Regions from separate parts of the Homo sapiens genome. Here region 1 is linked to region 2. Evidence: chromatin contacts called from ENCODE Hi-C or POLR2A ChIA-PET data. All regions are on one chromosome and are shown on one strand. Each heading gives the region's core, a stretch centred on a gene start or an enhancer-like site at or near the end of the contact. The rest is flanking DNA. Distances are from core to core; before and after follow the strand shown.

Region 1 (6,942 bases), core at 4,170-6,669, 37 kb after region 2:
ATCAACGGTGGCCAAGAGTGTAGGTAACTAGATGGCTCATTCAGATCTGATACTCATTCCTGGACTTGTCAGCTGTGGCCTGGGTGGCAGAGTCACTTAAAAACATTGCAGCATCTTCAGAAATCTTTGGTTGGAGTAGAATAGATGCCAAAAAAGGTAGTTGTTGGCTTCTGATGAAATGGAAGGGTCAAATTAAATAATAGCTGAGGTCTCATCCCTTCTACCCATAAGATTCTATGATTTATCACTAAAACAATCACATATTAGGAGGTCATAAATAATTCTACACAAGTTCTTCTAATCTCCATATTTTCTTACACCTATGGTCAAATACATCTCTCTTGCAAGAATTATATAACCAAATATTACATACACTATGTTAGAATAAAGAATGAACACTATCACTAGAACTTGGAAGCAGATTTAAATACTGAAAAATATTATAGGTATCGAAAAGACCCTTTTTATTCTGGCAGAAATATATAAATCTGTGTGTGTGTGTGTGTGTGTGTGTGTGTGTGTGTGTGTGTGTGTGTCTTCTGGTGCTATTTCTCAAAAGAGTTTTTTTTTGGTAGATTTTTTTTGGTTACTTTTTTATTTCATTTTGTTAAGCCATCAAAAGCTTTGAGATTGGGCTGGGCATGATGGCTCATACCTGTAATCCCAGCACTTTGGGAAGCCAAGGTGTGTAGATCATTTGAGTTCAAGAGCTCGAGACCAGCCTGGCCAACATGGTGAAAACCCATCTCTACTAAAAATACAAAAATTAGCTGGGCATGGTGGTACACACTTTTAATCCCAGCTACTTGGGAGGCTGATGTGGGAGGATCACTTGAACCCAGGATGTGGAGGCTGCAGTGAGCCAAGATAGTGCCACTGCACTCCAACCTGAGTGACGGACCGAGACTCTGTCTCAAAAAAAAAAAAATGCTTTGAAATTAGCCTTTACCTGTGTGTACTACAATTTAAAAGGCCATCTTTGAAAAGACAGTAAAACAGACTTTTACTATGAAAAGCTACCATCTGGAACCCTTAGTAAACTGACTGTTGTCTCATAAAGAGTACAACCAAGCCTAATGCAACTTAATTGTTCACACAGTTATGTAAGATGTACTTCTTCTATAACTCTACAGGACTTAAAAGAACTCATAATACTATATGATTGTATTATGGGTTCCATAAAACATTATGACAATGTATTTTCTGGAAAAATGTTTCCTAGTGAACATGCATACCCCAGACATTTTACCTTTCTCTTAAATTATTCCATCTGATTTTACTACCTTGCTCTTGCTAGAGTTAAGAGTTTTCTGAAAGCTTATTCAGTGTTAACTAATGTTACTTTTCCTGGGCCATTTTTGTTGGTATTGAGTTTTTTCTTTATGTGATCATAAAGTTATAGTTTAGAACAAGGTTATTTTGTTGCAAGAGTCTATTTAGGTGTAATATTTTTTAAGCAAATTGAAGTTGTTCTGATAAATGTTTATCTAAATTAAAATATAACTCCATAAACTATGATGTGGCCATTTAAAGGGGAGGTATATTAACTTTGTGGAATTGTGCCATTAAAGACAAAGAAAAAGAAAAAAGAAAAGCAGTTGGCTGGATGAAGTAGTATAGAATTGCAAACTTACATGAGATAATAATTAGAATCAATAAGACACCTAATGGAAAAAGAATATTCATATGATATATTCATTCATTCAACAAATTTTATTAAACACATCATCTACCAATGAATCTATGAAGATCAGGTACTTTAGCAATATAGAACAATGTACAATAACACATAACATAAGACAGTCCATGTGAAGGCAGTTCATTCCTGGTGTGGTGGCTCTATTGTCAGCATAACCCTGTGTTACTTTCATCTTTCTGCTTCAGCACCTAGCACATCACTTCTGTTCAAGTTCACTTCATAGTCCAACAGGGCAGTTGAAGCCTGTCTTAGTCTGCTTAGTTGCCATAGCAGAATACCATAGACTGGGTGGCTAATATAACAGAAATGTATTCTCCCTCTGCTCTAGAAGCTAGAAGGCCAAAATCAAGTTGCTTTCAGCTTGATTTTTGATGAGGCTTCCCTTCCTGTCTTGTAAATGGCCATCTTCTTGCCGTATCCTCACACGGCCTTATCTCTGTGTACATAGTGGAGAGAGACAGAGAGAAAGGGGGTGGAGAGAGAGAGAGGGAGAGAGAGACAGAGAGAGAAAAAGAAGGAAGGAAGGAAAAAGAGAGAGAAAGAAGAAAGGGAGAGGAAGAAAGAGAAAGAAAGAGAAAGAGAGAGAGAAAGAGAGAAGAAAGAAAGAAAGAGAGAGAGAGAAGAAAGAGAGAGAAAGAAGAAAGAAAGGGAGAGAAAGAAAGACAGAAAGAAAGAAAAAGAAAGAGAAAGAAAGAAAGAAAGAGAAAGAAAGAAGGGGAAGGAAGGAAGGGGAAGGAAGGAAGGAGAGAAAGAGAGAGAGAGATCTGGTATCCCTTTCTTTTATTATAAGGACAATGGTCCTATCAGATTAGGGCCCCAGTGGTTGTGATTTCATTTAACCTTAATTACTTCCCTAAAGGCCCTATTTCCAAATGCTGTCACTTTAGCGGTTAGGGCTTCAACATATGAATCTCAGGGGACACAATTCACTCTATTGAGTGAACGCTAACTATTATACAAGAGTTCATAACTGAGAGAAGGACAAAGAAGAAAGGTAGAAGAAGGATAAAAGAGAAAGTAGAAGGACGTAAAAGGCATTCTGAGTTGAATCAGTTCTGCACAGGGGATTTCTGGGATATCCCATACAATACTTCCACTTACTTTTTTTGGGCCAGTATTTAGTCGTACAGCTATGCTATCTACCTGTTGTCTTCTGGCTGTGTACACTGCTGCCCCAAGTAAAGATTTTATTACTAATGAAAAAAACGGATATTAAGAGCTAATAAGCCTTCTTAATCATATCCAGAACTGTGCTAGGCGTTGAGAATGAGAATATAAGTTCTTATTTTTAAGTACTCTAAGGAATTCCCAGTCTAACAGGAGACTAGTACATGTAAACCAGTTACCTTTAATATAAAGCGATACATCCTATGGGATAAATGTGTACAAGTTCTGCAAAAACAGAGGAAGAATGATTATCAACGGGGGAGTTGGGGAGAGTTCACCAGGCTAAGAATTGAAGAAAGGAATTTCCAGAAGTGGGGAAAACTTTAGCAGAAGTTCGATTGAGAATACAAGATGTTTCAGGGAACTGCGCATATTGAAGGGTGGCCATTACTTGACATTCTGAGCCAGAGTAGTAATGAGATTGGAAAGGTCAAATGAGCCCTCATTTTAATGGGTCTAAAATGGTGCTTAAAAAGTGGGACAGCATTTATTGGGTGATGAATTTATAGATGTGTGTGTGTATATATTTTGATACAAGAAACCCTTCTGAAGAAATTAGTTATTAGATTCCATTGATGTCACAAGGTGTTCTTTTTGTTGTTGTTATTGGTTCGTTTGTTCTAATTTCTGCCCTTTTCAAGATTCAAATCACAACTTAAAAGCAAGGAGTTGCAAGAATATATGGAATGGTGAGAAATGATTGATGTTAGAAAGCTTTCGAAAATTGCAATACATAAGGAAAATTGTCCAATGCACATTCTTATTTATCTGCATTTATCTTTCTATATCCTGTTGAACTTTGCCGATAATTGTAGAAACACCTTGGCATTTCTTTCTTCCATCTTTATATTTTCTTGATATCATTAGAAATAGATGTTCAGTCTACCTCTTGCATGCTGACCAATCCTAAATTGGGCGATGACCTATTTATTTTGCATCTTCCCTGAATGCTTAATCTTCATGAACTAGAAATGGCCAGTAGAAAGTCAGTAAGTGTTACTTAATTTACTTCCGTATTTATTAAATTTCTCCCAGAGTAAGGAATTATGAGTTCCTGGAGCAGCACATGTGTCTCTTTCTTACAGAAAATTTCAGTTCCATGGTGAGGATTATTTGCACATCTCTGAAGAGGCAATGGTCCATCCAGACAAAATAGCACAGAGCCAGTACATAAAATAAGAAAGTGGACTGTGGACAAGTCCTGACAAAATTATGGAAAGAGGAACTAGTGAAAATTCTAGCAAGTCAGTATCTTTTCTGGCCAGTACATTTGTGTAAGCAAATTGAACTTTAATCATAATATAGTGCCAATTTGATTTCCAAAATCTTTGTCTTTTTTTGGTCCCGCCTTGGAAGTTGAATCTCAGTCATGTACACCAGAATATGAATGCGAGATGACAGCTCCCATAACAAATCACCCTTGGCCAGATTTCCGCCACTTGGTTGTTCATTTTGCCTACCTCTGAAATTAGCAAATCTCTGCCTTTGTCTACTTGTGCCTTCTCAGATCTGCTGCTCCTGGCCCATTCCTTGATCTCAATGTGGCTGAAAGTATTAAGATTTTAGAGCATGTATAAAGATAATAAAGGTCATTCAATCAAGCTCTTCTATTTTGTGCATTTTTTGCTTCTCTAAGAAGCAAGAATGGCACTGTGATTTCATTGTTGAAATAGTTAAGAAAATAGGGGACAATTTTGATAAAATTAGAAAATCTTAGAGAAGTATCCTGTTACTACGTCTTCAAATGTATAATGATAATTATACAGGAAAATTTAAAGGCATTTTTATCATAAAATGCTTCAAGCAAACGAGAAAATTATGAGGAATAATATATCAAATAGCAATGTGCCCTCTACCCAGCTTTGCAAAATCTAAACATTTTTCTGTAATTGTTTATTTTTCATAAGAAATAAAACTTTATTAGGATTTTTGAGAAAGTCCAGTAAAGACCAAACCTCTTCCTCACTTGAGATCAGAACCAATTGGGAAATGACAAAGAATCAGACTGATGAATCAGCATGGCTGATGAATTAAATTCCCACTACTGAACCGTAGAGGAGGCTGTCTACACTCCAGCGCCAGCCGAGAGCCTGACACTGGACGAACAAAGCAAAGCATTTTCTTAACGTAGGCAGGCTCAGTTCTAAAAGAAAATGAGAAAGAGAGGATGGGGCTGGCCACACAGTGTCTCCTTCCAGACTCACCAATCAATTAGTGTGAAGGAAGGGCAGGTTGAGAAATAGCCGAGAAGTATTACAACCGGTGAGGCACTCACCCCATGGAAGGAAATGTCAGAAGTGGAAAGTTAGCATTTCCCTCTAAAAACATATAAAGTTAAAGCCATGTTTTTATTCCCTTTTAGACCCTATTTTTTCCTCCCCTTCTCCCATGCAAATGTAACCTCTACCCTGAATTTTAAGATCCTTATATATAACAAATACTTAGTCACTAGTGTTGTGATTCTAAGTATCAGAATGCTTCCATTTAAGGGAAATATTGGCTGCCGGTTCTTGGGGATATTGACTATAACATCTGCAGTTACTTCAGTTTCAAGATACTCTTGTAGACTAATGGAAAGAATGTAAAAGATGATGCTACTAGATAGAAATAGAGTTTGGATCGAAGGATGTTACTGCCCAACTAATGTTCTAAGTGCTGAAAGATCATCCTGGTCTTAGCAACAGCAATTATAACTAAGAAAACAAAGTTTAGAGTTATCTCAAAACAGAAAAGAAAGCATCAAAAAGTTATCTCTTTCCTCTGAAACAAAAATAAGCATTCTAGTGACCCTTGCCTTCTGAAATATTTCAACATTCCAAGCTACTGAGACTTTTCTTATTTTCTTATAAACAAACTTTAATGCCCTTTAAAATACTTTCTGATTTCTTTTCTAAGCGTTTTCAGGTGAATAACAAGTTACATTCGTTTGGCTTATTTTCTCTTCATAAAATGGACAAGTTTTTAGTTGAGCAGAGGAACCGAAAAACTTCTGAATGAAGGAAATATTTGGTAGTGAATGATATAATGGAAAATTGCTATAATAAGTAGCTGGGAAGAAGCAAGGAAGGGAGAGAAATTATACAGAATCATTTTAGTTTAAGTGGCAGTGTATGATTAGAAGCAGTACTGAGACATTGAGAAAAATAGTCTATTACATACCATAGGAAAATCAACAATGGCATCTCTGAATATGGAATTGCTAGTTAAAGCTACTAGGTGACTCTAGGATGGACAATTTTTTTTAATAGGTTTTTGGTTTTGGTTGAGGTACACTGTCAGAGTGTGCACAGTATTTCATTTTGTTAGTTAGCTTCATGAAGACCTTAATTTATTAATGTTAATGATTGACCACTTGTGTGTTAAACCAGAAAGTATTTAGTCAGTTGAATTCCATCACAAAAGAAATGTTATGAATCCGTATATTTTGCCTCCTGTTTCTGAGAAATATGGCAAATAAAAAAAGAGAGGTCAAACTAAATCTAATACCTCTTTAAGTCCCACAGCAAAATAAAACATAGGTAGGCCTCATTTTATGTTTTGATTATGTCTTGAAAACCTTGTATACAAGTTAAAACATTTGTAAAAGTCTAGGCATGCTTCATTTTTGAAATAATGTGGTAGATAACTTAAAATGCCAGTAATTATTTTCCAGTCTAAATAATCACAACATTGAGTCAGGTGTGGTGACTCACGCCTGTAATCCCAGCACTTCAGGAGGCCGAGGCAGGCGGATCACTCGAGCCCAGGAGTTCAAAACCAGTCTGGGCAACGTGACGAGCACTTTTCTATACAAAAAATACAAAAATTAACCAGGCATGGTGGCATGTGCCTCTGGTCTTAGCTACTTGGGAGGCTGAGGTGGAAGAATCACTTGAGCTGGCGAGGCCGAGGCTGCAGTGAGCCATGATTGCACCACTGCATCCTAGGCTGGGTGACTGAGTGAGACCCTGCCTCAAAACAAAAACAACAACTACAACAACAACAACAAAGTCACAACATAATTTAATAGATTTTTTCATATGTTGGAATTTCACTAAGTGAAGAATACCTGTTATATGTTATATGTTATAGGTGAT
Region 2 (6,804 bases), core at 4,297-6,796:
CATGGAAAGACACAATGGTGGGAGAGGCTCCCAAGGTGCTTTATAAGGAATAACAAAAAGATTAGGTTTGTGTTGCAGGAAAGTAAGCCTTCCAAAATAAAATACAAGATGAAAACAAGAAAATTTATACAGCCCCGACTGTTTAAGGGTCACAAGCTAAGCAGAGGGTATTAAAACAAGATTTCCATCTTTCAGGAGCCCATAATTCCATTTCATGTCATACAAACCATTTCTTTTATATTATTATAATAGGAAAGATAGTAATTCAACTCACCAATGAGGTCCATGAACCATTTTATTCAGTAGAGCTGAATAACATAAATAACATAAATAAATGTACCCCAAAGATTATCCATCAGTCAACTCTACCAAACCAGTTATTTTTCCAAGGCTGAATAATTATGATCATGTTAAAATGAGCTCTTGTCCCTTGTTTTGTCTGATCCAGTTTTCTAGCTTCAAGCCAGGCATTTTTAGAGCTCTATAATTTATTAATATCAAGTATCATAATATCACTAGGACCTCATAAGGATGGTCAAATGAGAGAGCAGGACAAATAATCTTATTTATCATTTAGAATGAAAAATAATTAGCTTTATTGCGGTCTGGGACTTATTTCAAGTTGGTAGAATCCATCCAGGAAAGACCATATTTGAGGTCTGCCAATTCTTGGTCCACAAACAAGAAACTTTGAATCAGTCTTTCACCTCTGAAATGGGTCTTAGAAAAATCAGATTTGAAAGATAGCACGCAAAATTGAAAACAAATATGTTAGGATGAGATTATAGGTGTTGTTTAAACACTTAAAAAATATTACTGCAGCATAATTTTTAGTTAGAAATTTAATTATTGAATTCAATTCCCTCAATTCTTCAGTGAAATAAATTGGGTTCCAGAGAGACTGAGTACTGCCAAAAGTTACAGTAAAAACAATTGAAGAGTAAGAGCTACAATCCAGGATGCTTGACTTCTAGCCCAGTTCTCTTCTTGAGACACTGGAAGTGTCTCAAGAGCAACAAATTAAAAACTTTTGGAGGTAACAATACTTTTTTCCCCTTCTGGAGAGATTAATATAAATAAGACATTGTAGGGAAAATAGATATAATTAAAGTTACTGATATAAAGATTTATACTGATATAAAGTTACTGATATAAAGTTTTCTATTTTAAACAGCCAATACATAAGTATAAAATTAGTATTTAAAGCAAAAGAGCTAAAAGCCCTGGTATTTTTCTCAATACTTTGCTCATTTGGAAAAAAATGAAAATAAATATATAACTACAGCAGTTTCTGAACTACCATTATTAAGTGAAATACAGTCAATAACAATATAAGTAAGTGCCTTAAGAAATGTCTTGAAATGTCTGTAATAATGTTAAAATAGCTGCCATACTTTACATTTGACTCACCTAGCTTATCATTAATATATGAGTGCCTACTATGTGCAAAGGACCTTTAAAAGGACAAAGGAGTATAAAGATAAATCCTTCCAGAGTTCAACAAAAAAGATACATGTTTAAATTAACATGGATTCAAGTTTACATGGTTTCAAGTTTGAGATAACATTTAAGCTGGACTTTAAAGATAGGCAGCACTAAAGGAAGCAGGGATGAAAGGAAGTGACATTTTAAACAGAGAAGTTAGTATGAGTTAAGGTAGCAAACGAGAAAGTTCCTAGCATATGTAGGGAACAAAGGTTACTTTCAAGGTGGAATATAGGGTGCCCTGAGGGGAAAAGTGGGAAGTAAATTTGTAAGGCCAGTGCAAATTGGGATTGTAGACGTTAATTCATAGGGAATGGGAATCCAAAATGAATCAAAATAAAAATATAATGATTGGTCTAGAAATACTAAGCCATAAACAAAATCTGGGTGAAAACATCTAATAGTCAACTACAGGCTTAAATTACTAAGGAAAAAAAAAAGTTCCCAACTATTGCAGTTGTTTCACATACAACAGTAATTCTATGAAAGATTTTATAGTATACTGAATTATGGAGGCACACTGATATTTTTTAAAATGGCCCAAAGTGGTTTGCCTCATAACTTAAAAAAAAATTTTTTTAACCATGGATTTAAGAGTCAATAAGGGTTTTTCACAGGTTTCTAATGTACAGATAAATATATGTATATTTTTCTAAAGTAGAACATTAGATCTTTCTCTAAGAGTATGATGATGACCTAGGCTGGACAGAAGGAAAAAAAAAAACTATGTAGAAGAGAAAAGTATAATAATTTTAAGAGGTGATAAAAGAGCAGGAAAGGGACTAGTGCCTTTCAAATCCTCTAGGTTGGTTCCCAAGCTGTGAGTTTTTGTTTAGCTGGTAAAGGTGACAGTTGAGGGGAAGTGACAGTGGATAATAGCACATAATTTGCAGTGAAGGAGATGATTACAAACATTCATAATATAGGATGGTGGTAGTAGAAAGAGAGGGTATGGAGTTATGCAGGCCTGAATTTCAATGCTAGTCATGTGATCTTGAAAACATTTCTTAACTTCCCCATAGTTGATTTTCTTCTATAAAATTAGGATAACAAATATTTACCTTACAGGGGAGAATTAGAGCATAGGAAAGAACTTGATAAACATTCAATACGTGATAGCTCTTCAATAAAAACCTTTTGTTAAGATCCCACTGTGTGCTTACCACTGTGATTCTGTGGCTTTTAATCTTTGGCAGACTATGGGAAAGATAAATTGTACTTAGAAAGATGATCAAGGAGCACTTCAAAGCCCCAGTTCAAAATTATCTCCTCATTCTCTCTCTCTTTCTCTCTCACAAATACACACACAAGCACACTTTCACCCTACCAATTAGGAATTTTAAGTTAACAAGATACTTTTTTTAAAATACAGTGTCCTTTGGATAGGCAAATCACCTTCACACTTGAGTGTGATTAGTTCTTTGCTTAGTGAAAAGTTGCTGGGTTCTCCTGGAATTGGAAGAAGGCAATGTGAATTAGGAACTTCTTGAGGGTACTCAGTATGATAGGAAGGTGGGAAGAAGGAGGAAGTAAGGGGAGACATAGAGAGCGAGAAACAAAGAGAAAAGAGGCCACAAATATTAATAAGTAGTGGTTCTTATTTGGACTTTCCCCTTGGAGGGGACCTTTCCGTCCCCTGATAATCTCTTAGGAAGATAATGACACTTAAGTTTAAATTGTGAAGCCTGTCAGTTGAGAAAAATGTTGAGACAAGTCTCAATCATTTTAGGACGTTTATTTGCCAAAATTAAGGACGTGCGCGGGGAAGACAGGTCTATGCCTTTCTGGGAAGATGATTTTGAGGGCTCCAAATTTAAAGGGGAAAGGGTGGGATACTGAGAAATACAGTTTTCATGTGAGAGGGTAGCAGGGGGAAAATAGTCATTCATGCCTCTGTCTGGCTTAGTCAATCTGAATCTGCATTTTTACGTAAGATAACATAGACAAATGGGGCAGGGGAACAATCAGATATGCATTTGTGTCAGGAGGGCAGAGGGGTGACTGTACCTGAAAACAGAAGCTATCTATTTACATTGCCATGGTAAATTTTCATAGAAACACTTTATGGTAAAGATCTTGGCGCTCACTGAGAATTTCCTTGTGGGCAAAATATGAGCGAGGTGTGTAGCTTTTCATCTGGTAGCCATCTCATTTAAAAACCAAGAGGCAAGGCAGTTTTGCGTGACCCAGTTCCCAGCTTAACTTTTCCCTTTGGCTTAATGAGTTTGGGGATCCGAGATTTATTTTCCTTCCACACGCCTATGCCAAACTCAGATTCCTTCCTTTCATCCCTGTTTCATCTGTTCAGGCTGGTTAGTTCCCCTTTCCAATCCACACAGAGAAAGACAGAAAAGACAGTGAGAAGCTATGTGTGCAGGACTTCTCTGCCCTCCACTCCATCTAAGCTCTCAAGAAACTTTTAGATTCTTTTGTTTTTTCTATTCATCGGTCTCTTAAAGAGGCAATCCCACTTCTCCATTTCCACTTCCTAATAAAGAATGCTAAGTAACTTAAGGATTTTCTTTAAATTATGTAGCTATTCAATCAGGGTCAGTCCTAGTTAATAGTTTTTCCCCACTTCCCATAGCCTCGGCTTTTAGCTTAGCTTTGGCAGTGAAGATCTGGCCCTAAGCTCTTGCGACCCAACCCCCAACCTAAACATTTCACAGGCTACTGGGCTGCGGAAAGCTGAGGCTGCCAACTTTGGAGCCTAGGATTCCCAGGACATCAGGTCAAGCAACTGAGAGGTCCACCCAGGGGTAAATTCCACACATAGTTTCTTCTCTCTTGGGACCAGCGCTTTAACATCTGGGTGAATCAGATCGTGCAGACACGGTAACTAGGCGCAGAAAACAGCTGGACACGTTGCTGGGAGCCCAGACAGAACGTGACCAGTAGTTCTCAGAAACCGCTTCTAAATACCAGCTCCAACAGGCTTGTAGCGTCCGAGTGCGGATAAGGCAAGAGCAAAAACGAGCATAGTTTGGGCCGTTGGGGCCAAATCTGCACTTCTGAGAGCTACTTTTACTGCTAAGCTTTGAAATTGGATTTACCCAGAGGGAAGCGTTGCAGTGGCAGCCGCAGGCAGGTAAAACTAGTATTTGCACTCACACACTCCCCGGATTCTTCACAGACAGGGATGGAAGAGAAAACTTAGGAAGTTGAAGTTTGGCATTAAAATAAAGGACTCGCCACCACTCTGTGCACCTTCTTGAGGGAGTTCATTCGTCCGGAGCGCCTCACAGCTTAGTGCGCCTGCGCACGCGCGAACTGCGGCCCCGCCTCTCCTTTGGGGACGGGAGACGTGCGTCGGGTCGCGGGACGGGGGCTGCGCATGCGCCTTCATTTCGTCAGCCCGCTGTTGCGTGCTGCCAGCGGGAACTGTGTAGGGGTAGATTTTCGCTGCAGTGTTCCCCGAGCCTGTTAGACGCAGCGCGCCGGGAGACTGAGAGAGGAAAGGATAGAGGAAGTGCTGCCCTAGGCTGCATGAGTCGAAGCAAGCGTGTTTCCTTCCCGCCAGGCAAGTGCCCTTAGAAACCGGGCCCCGCCCCCTTCCTGGCCTGCATTCCCATCCCCTCTCCCGGGGCGGAGGTGAGGACCTCCTTGGTTCCTTTGGTTCTGTCAGTGAGCCCCTTCCTTGGCCATGAAGCTCGTGAGGAAGAACATCGAGAAGGACAATGCGGGCCAGGTGACCCTGGTCCCCGAGGAGCCTGAGGACATGTGGCACACTTACAACCTCGTGCAGGTGGGCGACAGCCTGCGCGCCTCCACCATCCGCAAGGTACAGACAGAGTCCTCCACGGGCAGCGTGGGCAGCAACCGGGTCCGCACTACCCTCACTCTCTGCGTGGAGGCCATCGACTTCGACTCTCAAGCCTGCCAGCTGCGGGTTAAGGGGACCAACATCCAAGAGAATGAGTATGTCAAGATGGGGGCTTACCACACCATCGAGCTGGAGCCCAACCGCCAGTTCACCCTGGCCAAGAAGCAGTGGGATAGTGTGGTACTGGAGCGCATCGAGCAGGCCTGTGACCCAGCCTGGAGCGCTGATGTGGCGGCTGTGGTCATGCAGGAAGGCCTCGCCCATATCTGCTTAGTCACTCCCAGCATGACCCTCACTCGGGCCAAGGTGGAGGTGAACATCCCTAGGAAAAGGAAAGGCAATTGCTCTCAGCATGACCGGGCCTTGGAGCGGTTCTATGAACAGGTGGTCCAGGCTATCCAGCGCCACATACACTTTGATGTTGTAAAGTGCATCCTGGTGGCCAGCCCAGGATTTGTGAGGGAGCAGTTCTGCGACTACCTGTTTCAACAAGCAGTGAAGACCGACAACAAACTGCTCCTGGAAAACCGGTCCAAATTTCTTCAGGTAAAACAATCTTACCCAGGGATAATTAAGAATGGGCAGAGGGATTGGTATAAACTACTCCTAAAGTTTTAGAACTGGGAAAAATAAGAAGAGAAAGTCTTTACTTAGCTGGGATTTTCATGAGATAATGAAATAAAAAGAGAATGTTAAATGTCTAGCAAATTTATGGAGTAAACTTCGCTGAAACATATGAAGCCTTACTAGCGCTTTTGGCTTTAAGCCTTTGTGAGCTGATTAATGGGTGTTCTAGGAGATTATTTTGCCTAACTTTTGTAATTGTGATTCTAGGTACATGCCTCCTCCGGACACAAGTACTCCCTGAAAGAGGCCCTTTGTGACCCTACTGTGGCTAGCCGCCTTTCAGACACTAAAGCTGCTGGGGAAGTCAAAGCCTTGGATGACTTCTATAAAATGTTACAGCATGAACCGGATCGAGCTTTCTATGGACTCAAGCAGGTGGAGAAGGCCAATGAAGCCATGGCAATTGACACATTGCTCATCAGCGATGAGCTCTTCAGGCATCAGGATGTAGCCACACGGAGCCGGTATGTGAGGCTGGTGGACAGTGTGAAAGAGAATGCAGGCACCGTTAGGATATTCTCTAGTCTTCACGTTTCTGGGGAACAGCTCAGCCAGTTGACTGGGGTAGCTGCCATTCTCCGCTTCCCTGTTCCCGAACTTTCTGACCAAGAGGGTGATTCCAGTTCTGAAGAGGATTAATGATTGAAACTTAAAATTGAGACAATCTTGTGTTTCCTAAACTGTTACAGTACATTTCTCAGCATCCTTGTGACAGAAAGCTGCAAGAATGGCACTTTTTGATTCATACAGGGATTTCTTATGTCTTTGGCTACACTAGATATTTTGTGATTGGCAAGACATGTATTTAAACAATAAACTAAAAGGAAATAATCTCCACGTACTACCATCTTGATTAAATTGTGTAATTT

What was found. Hi-C counts contacts between places; a loop is a spot of excess contacts on that map. ChIA-PET counts read pairs that join two places held with the same protein, here RNA polymerase II (POLR2A). Pooled maps may share reads with other maps.
Region 1: a loop to region 2 is called in a map of IMR-90, with 5 times the contacts of the local background. The contact joins the enhancer-like site here to the promoter of PELO-AS1 in region 2. A Hi-C loop is called at or near these places in 14 of 168 maps with a recorded cell type or tissue (A673, IMR-90, Right ventricle myocardium superior and 10 more), 1 of 37 single-sample maps with no recorded cell type and 12 of 50 pooled maps. POLR2A ChIA-PET finds 5 or more read pairs at or near these places in 19 of 52 experiments (AG04449, AG04450, BJ and 13 more).

What each region holds. Positions count from the first base shown.
Region 1 is chr5:52,832,277-52,839,218 of GRCh38, forward strand. All of the region lies in intron 1 of ITGA1 (integrin subunit alpha 1), which reads left to right. Among named protein-coding and RNA genes, the nearest start is that of PELO-AS1, 35 kb to the left of the region's middle. Within about 2 kb of position 5,420, at least 9 of the 41 ENCODE cell types and tissues checked have a DNase peak (open chromatin) inside an H3K27ac peak, as active enhancers do; they include IMR-90, ascending aorta, endothelial cell of umbilical vein and 2 more, where a contact is called at or near this core.
Region 2 is chr5:52,795,267-52,802,070 of GRCh38, forward strand. PELO-AS1 (PELO antisense RNA 1) reads right to left here and starts at 5,547. Exons shown (of 5, transcript NR_186455.1): 1 at 5,426-5,547. The region is part of intron 1 of ITGA1 (integrin subunit alpha 1); the gene reads left to right. It overlaps PELO (pelota mRNA surveillance and ribosome rescue factor), which reads left to right. Exons shown (of 3, transcript NM_015946.5): 2 at 4,619-5,854; 3 at 6,143-6,804. The coding sequence starts at 5,129. The coding sequence ends at 6,574. RefSeq lists enhancers at 4,659-5,357, 5,358-6,057.